Regions from separate parts of the Homo sapiens genome. Here regions 2 and 3 are each linked to region 1. Evidence: read pairs that join two places in POLR2A ChIA-PET (ENCODE). Cell type or tissue: OCI-LY7. All regions are shown on one strand.

The links. Peaks named below come from ENCODE experiments on the same cell type or tissue, not always from the same donor. Only the 100,000 strongest peaks of a DNase experiment are listed, where the experiment ranks them.
Region 2: POLR2A ChIA-PET joins it to region 1 with 6 read pairs; 3 of 35 experiments call an interaction of 5 or more read pairs at or near these places.
Region 3: POLR2A ChIA-PET joins it to region 1 with 9 read pairs; 4 of 35 experiments call an interaction of 5 or more read pairs at or near these places.

What each region holds. Positions count from the first base shown.
Region 1 is chr3:47,140,394-47,142,893 of GRCh38, forward strand. The region is part of intron 1 of SETD2 (SET domain containing 2, histone lysine methyltransferase); the gene reads right to left. Among named protein-coding and RNA genes, the nearest start is that of SETD2, 22 kb to the right of the region's middle. RefSeq lists a silencer at 1,881-1,980. In OCI-LY7, no CTCF peak of the experiment used is centred here; a DNase peak (open chromatin) is centred at 998; H3K4me3 peaks cover 1,326 bases; H3K27ac peaks cover 1,785 bases.
Region 2 is chr3:47,249,665-47,252,164 of GRCh38, forward strand. The region is part of intron 10 of KIF9 (kinesin family member 9); the gene reads right to left. SNORD13J (small nucleolar RNA, C/D box 13J) reads right to left here and starts at 945; the gene lies at 853-945. It also overlaps the pseudogene SNORD13P3. In OCI-LY7, CTCF peaks have their summits at 1,128 (motif pointing right) and 1,331; a DNase peak (open chromatin) is centred at 1,097.
Region 3 is chr3:47,313,910-47,316,409 of GRCh38, forward strand. All of the region lies in intron 1 of KLHL18 (kelch like family member 18), which reads left to right. Among named protein-coding and RNA genes, the nearest start is that of KLHL18, 32 kb to the left of the region's middle. In OCI-LY7, no CTCF peak of the experiment used is centred here; no DNase peak of the experiment used is centred here.

The DNA of each region.
Region 1 (2,500 bases):
TTGAATTCCAGTAATTTTACTCATTACTCTGAGTTAATCTTTTCAATTATCCATTTGTTTTCCTCATTAGCAAAAAGTGAGAGAGGAAAACCTCCAATACCAAATAAGCCTCAAAAGATAAATATGCATAAATGCTGAAATTCATCTTTAGTACAAGCCAGTGAATCACACAGAAAGAGTTGACTGGCCAGGTGCAGTGGCTCACGCCTGTAATCTCAGCACTTTGGGAGGCCAAGGCGGGTGGATCACTTGAGGTCAGGAGTTCAAGATCAGCCTGGCCAACATGGTGAAATCCTGTCTCTACTAAAAATACAAAAATTAGCCAGGCATGGTGGCAGTCATCTGTAATCCCAGCTACTCGGGAGGCTAAGGCACAAGAATTACTTGAATCCCAGTGGGGTGGAGGTTGCAGTGAGCTGAGATTGCGCCATTGCACTCCAGCCTGGGTGACACAGCGAGACTCTGTCTCAAATAAAAAATTAAAATTAAAATTAAAAATTCTAAGTATCGAATACGAAGAAAGACATGAGATAGGTTTCTGAGGGAGATGGCTTGTTATAATTAGACTATTATAATTAGACTGTAGACTCTAAGCTCGCTTGGTTAATATTGTTTTTTTGTGAGACAGGATCTCACTGCCCTCACCCAGGCTGGAGTGCAGTGTCATGATCTTGGTTCACTGCAACCTCACACCACCCACCCCCGCCCCATTCTAGTGATCCTCCCACCTCAGCCTCCCAAGTAGCTAGGATTATAGGCACACACCACCATGCCTGGCTAATTTTTGAATTTTTAGTAGGGATGGGGTTTCACCATGTTGCCCAGGCTGGTCTCAAACTCCTGGGCTCAAGCGATCTGCCTGCCTCAGCCTCCCAAAGTGCTGGGATTACAAGCATGAGCCACTGCACCCAGTTGGTTAATGTTTAAACTGTACCTATCTTGTATTGTACCAGACTAAGTACTTATGTCAGCCTTCCTGTCCTACTCTTGCTTAACCACATTAAATGAGAATACAAAAACAGCTCTTTCAAGTTACAGCCTTTCATGCAAATTAGCTCTGAAAAACCCACCTTCTAAATAAAAACACAGAAATAAAACCTGTGATGTGATTAAATGGAAAGACATGAGAAAGACAAGGTCTCTCTTTTTATACATATTTCAGATCTCTTTCCATCATAAATAACTGCTTACTTTCATCTTAATACTAAAAATGCTTCTGAAAATAATTTTATTATTTCATGTTTCACAAGTAAGTTTTCTTTTGTTATAAAGAAAAAATAAAAAAATGTGTGGGCTGCTTTCTATTTTAGAAACATACCAAGTACAACAATTCAAAAAGTTTCTAGCATAAGTTACCACCCGACCAAAATCAAAACACATTAAAAAACAATTCAGTACTCTTACGGAACAAAAGCTTAAATGCAATAAAAATAGCCATTGTTTATTTTCTGGTTTTGGTAAAGAGTTTAAGCATTTTTTTTTCATTGTAATTAATGTCTGAGGTATAGAAGGAAAAGGTTTCAAGTCAACTAACACAACTACAAGTAGGGTAAAAGCTATCCATACCTTAAAAAAAACACTTGAAACACATATTCTTACAAGGCAAAGCCAAATGATAATATAGGATGATTGTGAATTACAATGCACTGAATGCACCACTATCCATCATTTCATACAGAAAAAGGTTAAAATAAACTGCAAAAGGCTATCTGTGTGCTAGTAAAAGGTTGTAACAGTGACTGAATAACCCTGGTACATCCGTTCAATGTGGTAGTATGCAGCTTCAAAAAGTTCTAATTACGAACTTTGATCTAAAAGATCATAATAATGGGCTGGACGTGGTAGCTCCCCCATCTGTAATCCCAGCACTTTGGGAGGCTGAGGCAGTAGGGTTGTTTGAGGCTAGGAGTTCGAGACCATCCTGAGCAACATAGTGAGACCTCGCCTCTACAAAAAATAAGCAAAATTAGCCAGGTGTGATGGTGTGCGCCTGTAGTCCCAGCTACTCAGGAGGCTGAGGTGAGAAGACTGCTTGAGCCCCAGAGGCCAAGGGTGCAGTGAGATGACATGGTGCCACTGCACTCCAGCCTGGGTGACAGAGCAAGAATCTAAGTTAATTAATTAATTTAATTAAAATAAAAGGTCATAATGAAGATCTCTGTATACTGCTCCGGAATGTACTGTTAAGGAAAAAAAGCAAGAAACAAAACAGTAAATTTAGTATGCTACTTCGTGGTGGGGGGAGGTGGGGAAGGGGAATACCATATATACATTGTCTTTTTTTTTTTTTTTGAGATGGAGTTTTGCCCTTGTCGGCCAGGCTGGAGTGCAATGGCGCAATCTCGCTCACTGCAACCTCCGCCTCCCAGGTTCAAGCAATTCTCCTGCCTCAGCCTTCTGAGTAGCTGGGATTACAGGAGCCTGCCACCACGCCCAACTGATTTTTTGTATTTTTAGCAGAGATGGGGTTTCACCATGTTGGCCAGGCTGGTCTTGAACT
Region 2 (2,500 bases), 110 kb after region 1:
AATTCTCTTCTCCTAAGTATTTCCAAGACTCATTCACTTACCTCCTGATAATCTTTGTTCAAAAGCTTCTAAATTAGGTGCACCACAATTACTCTTTAAAATTGTAATTCCAGCCAGGTGCGGTGGCTCATCCCTGCAATTCCAGTACTTAGGGAGGCCAAGGCAGGTGGATCATCTGAGGTCAGGAGTTCGAGACCACCCTTGTGAAACCTTGTCTCTACAAAAATTACAAAAATTGGCCAAGCATGGTGGCATGCGCCTGTAATCCCAACTACTAGAGAGGCTAAGGCAGGAGAATTGCTTGAACCCGGGAGACAGAGGTTGCAGTAAGCTGAGACCGCACCATTGCACTCCAGCCTGAGCAATAGAGCGAGTCACTGTCTCAAAAAAAAAAAAAATTGTAATACCTTCTCCACCCCTGCAACATGCTTTAAAAATCTCTAATTTTTTTTCATAGCACATTTTGCCTTTTAACATATTCTAGATTAGTGCTGTCCAATAGCACTTTCTGCAATTATTGAAATGTTCCATATTTGTGCTGCCCGGTATGGTAATGATGAGACAAATACAGCTACTGAACACTTGAAATGTGGCTAGGGTGCCTGAAGAAGTAATTCTAATTTTAATTAAATAGCCACATTTGAGTAGCAGTTACCGTATTAAACAGTGAAACTTTAGAACTTACCTATTTATTGTGATTATTATTATGTATCTCCCCTATTCCCATCAGACTGCAAGCTCAGAGATTTGTGTTTCTGTTCATGCAGTCAGGTATTCCAAGTGCTTTAAAAAGCACTTGGCACATAGTAAGCACTCCATAGATTTTAGGTAAGTAAATAAATGATACTTTTTTTTTCAGATCAGACGGGTAATGTGCCAATGTCGTAACAAGGTTCAAGGGTGGCACATCTCACACAAGCGTATGAACACACAATCATCACACTCATGAACTACAAAAGGATCATAAATGACACATTTTGAGGAGAAGAATCGCTAAGTCATTTTATACTCGATATACCATCTGAGTGTCTTCCCTAAAAGAGGCACAAGGAACTTCAAGCTGAGAACCCTCGCTGTGAACAATAGGACTTCCTTTAGTTGTCATAAAAGGGCCACTGGAGGGAGCCCCTGACACCTGGATCCTGGGACTGGTGACCAAAACTGTGACCAGTCCACTGCCCCACTGGCCCTCTCCCAGACCAAAGGCCTGCTGTATTCTAGCCCTCATCCAACCAGGTCACCTGGGCACTGAGGCCCAACTGCCCTCACATAGCAAGGGTCAACAGAACCCCTGGCATCCTGATGGCTCTGTGGCAATTCAGGCACAAAGCCTGGGACCCAAGGCATGTGACCAGTGTCCAGATCCTGGATCTGCCCCTCTGGAAGCCCCACAAAGGTCCCCTTCAGGTGTGGACTTCCTGTGGGGTCAACAGGAGAGGCTTGCTGGCCAGTCTCACCTGTCCACATGCCATCCTTCTCCCAGCTCTAGAAAATGTATCATGGCCCAGCTACAGAAAGTTCGACTGAGCCATCAGGGTCCTCCAGCTTGATGACTCTGTTCAGTGAGGCACAGCAGAGCCAAACTTACATGTCTGGGCCAATCAGAAGGTGATGTAGGAGGCTGGGTGCAGTGGCACATGCCTGTAATCCCAGCACTTTAGGAGGTCAAGGCGGGCAGATCACTTGAGGTCAGGAGTTCAAGACCAGCCTGGCCAACATGGTGAAACCCCATCTCTACTAAAAATAAAAAATAGCTGGGTGCGGTGGCACATGCTTGTAATCCCAGCTACTCAGCAGGCTGAGGCAGGAGAATGGCTTGAACCCGGGAGGCAGAGGTTACAGTGAGCCAAGATTGCACCACTGCACTCCAGCCTGGGCAACAGAGTGAGACCCTGTCTCAAAAACAACAACAACAAACAGGGACATTTTTTAGATAGGAAAAAAATGCCTTGGAAACAGCACAGACTCATGTAAGTTTCCTAATAGGCATTTTCATTATAAATGTAATGAGGATAATTCAGAGAATTCTGCTTAAGCTGCACATCAGGCTGTGGGGCAGCTCTTGGGGCAGGCAGTTTTCCGATTTTCATCCCACTGCAGCTTGCCAGTGTATCTTCTCTTGGCAGAGTGGAGTATACTAAGTCTCTCCCTGCTGTCTGTTTATGCCTGAGGCTCACAGCCCTTTACACCACTTCACAGAATCACCGACTGGCAGAGTGGGAGGGTCACTGCAGGTTATCAGGCCAACTTCCTTGTTCACAGAGGACGACCCTGAGGTTGAGAGGGTCTGAGCAACTCGCCACAGAGAGCTTGTGGAAGAGGTGGATTAGGAACCCAGTCTTCTGCCTTATAGCCAGCCCCATCAGCCAAAGAAATTCTGAAGAAGCAATTCTACCCTCTTGAAAACAGGCATCAATACCGAAGACAGTGCTGAAAATGACCTGAGAATACTGGCTACAGTCTAGGAAAGGCAGCAACCAAAATAATTTTTCCACATCTC
Region 3 (2,500 bases), 170 kb after region 1:
CTGCCTACTGCAGAGGGTTGCTGTGAGGACTGAAATGAGAAAATGTGCAGAATGGGTACCTGGCATAGTCAGTGGCATACAAAAGGAGCTCAATAAATGATCATCTCTTTTTTTAAAAAATGACATTTTATTTTATTTTATTTTTCGAGACATTCTCTTGCTCTGTTGCCCAGGCTGGAGTGCAGTGACAATTATAGCTCACTGCAACCTTGAACTCCTGGACTCAAACCATCTTCCCAAGCATGCACCACCATGCCTGGCTAGTTTTTTGTAGAGATGAGGTCTTGCTGTGTTGCCCAGGCTGGTCTTAAAAATCCCTGCCTCAAGAAACCTTCCCACCTTAGCATCCCAAAGAGCTAGGATTAAAGGCATAAACCACTGTGCCCAGCAAAAAATGAGACATGTAAAAACTGAGATTACAAATGAGAGTGTTTGGGTTTTTAAAAGCTTTTCACAAAAATGTAGTATCACAGGATTGTAGAATTGGAAGGCCTCTAAGTAGTCACTTAATAGTTTTGAAACCAGTCCAGGACCCCGCTAAGTGTTCTTAGCTCTTATTCTTACGCTTATTTGTTTTTTGTCTTTTTTTTTTTCTTCCTTTTTGTGAAGAACGGAGTCTCGCTATATTGCCCATGCAGGTCTCGAACTCCTGGGCTCAAGCTATCCTCCCACCTCTGCCTCCCTGAGAGCTCGGATTACAGGCATGAGCCACCGCGCCCTGCACTTAGCTCTTATTCTTTATGATAAAAGAAAATCTGCCTTCCTGTAATTTTCTAGATCTGCCCTAATCCATGTGATAGCCCTTCTAGGATTTGACAACAACTATCAGGTTCCTCCTAAATTACCTTTTCCAGACTATCCTTTAGCTATTCCTTATAAGATGTAGCTTTCAGACTCTTGCCCATCTTGGTCTTCCTCATCTAGACAAGGTCCAATTTGTTGTTCCCCTTAGCTGAATACAGAACTCAAATGTAATCAGGCTAACATATCCCAAGATAGGCCTATCTTCTCTGTAGCTGGTTTTTTTTTGAAACCAGGTCACTCTGTTGGTGCACATACAGCTTGTTCTTTTGTCTTCTGTTTATTTTCTAGATGAAAAATAAATGCACAGCAGTTAAACACAGCCAGTTGAACACATACTTAACTTTCATTCCCCTCCATAACCCCATTAAAATAGTAGTAAGAGGGGAAAGACATATCAGCAAATGAGAAATCAATGGAATATTAAAGCCAGAGAGCATGTGTGGAAGACTTAGTGGGCCAGAGGAACTGAAAGTGCCTCCCGGGGGAGAAACTGAGAAGGAAGAGGATTTCTAGTGTAGAACCCTGGAATTGTTCCAGAATTGGAGACACCAAATACTGAAAACAGGAAGATTACTTGGAAGTCTGTATGAAAGGCAATTAGATGCCTGCACCCCCTCCCCCACTCTCTCAGGAGATAGGAAGTTTAGTCTTAGATACTGAACCAGAGGCTCCGAATCAGGCACACCAAGCATAGGAGAAAGGGTGCAATATGGAACAAAACTGAAAAGAAGGGCTTTAAGATAAGAGTTATCAGTAGTGCATGGTAGAACCATCCACCTCTTAGACCCAGTTTCCAGAATATCTGTAGGCCGACAGATATTTCCCTGCAAGAGACTGGAAGATCGTGCTCTGATAAAATTAACTCCAGAGAAAAAGTCCTGAAGATACTGAATACTTCTAGGGGTCCTCAATCAAATGGCCGATTCTTGCCTGATCACCCTAATGTGAAGCCCACAAATCAACAAGCCTACCCCCTAGCCAAGTGTCACCAGACATTTAAAGAAAACCTCTAACATAGAAGACAGAGATCAAAACAATTGGAAGAGAAAATATCTCAGGAAACAGTAAAAGCAGAGAGATAAAGAAGAAAAAAAGTTGTAACTATATACTGTCTCAGGAGAGATTTGAGAAAATATTGCATTCATGAAAGATGAACAGGATTCTTTTAAAAAGGAAGCTTTTGAAAACAAGAACTCTAGGAAATTAAAAATATGATAGCCAGTATAAAAACCTACAACACAGAAAGATTGTAAGATAGGGTTGAAGAAGTTTCCTCACTGATAGACCAAATGAAAGAGATGGAAAGTGAGGAAGAACAATAAGAAAATTAGAGGATTATTCCAAGAAATCTAACACCTGACTAATAGAAATTTCTGAGGAGAAAAAATTACAATAGGAGGGAGGAAATTATCAAGGATTAAATGGTGTAAAGAGATTTTTCCAGAACTGAAATAATGTCTGTAGATTGATACAGCACAATAAAAGAAAACCAATACCAAGATACAATACTGTGAAATTTTAGAACTACAAGAATACAGAGAAAATCCTAAAGGCTTCTAGAGAGCACAGTTACATACTTAGAGTTAGGATTCAAAATAGCATTGGATTTCTCAATAACAACAAACTAGGCCAGGTGTGGTGACTCACGCCTGTAATCCCAGCTCTTTGAGAGGCTGAGGTGGGAGGATTGCTTGAA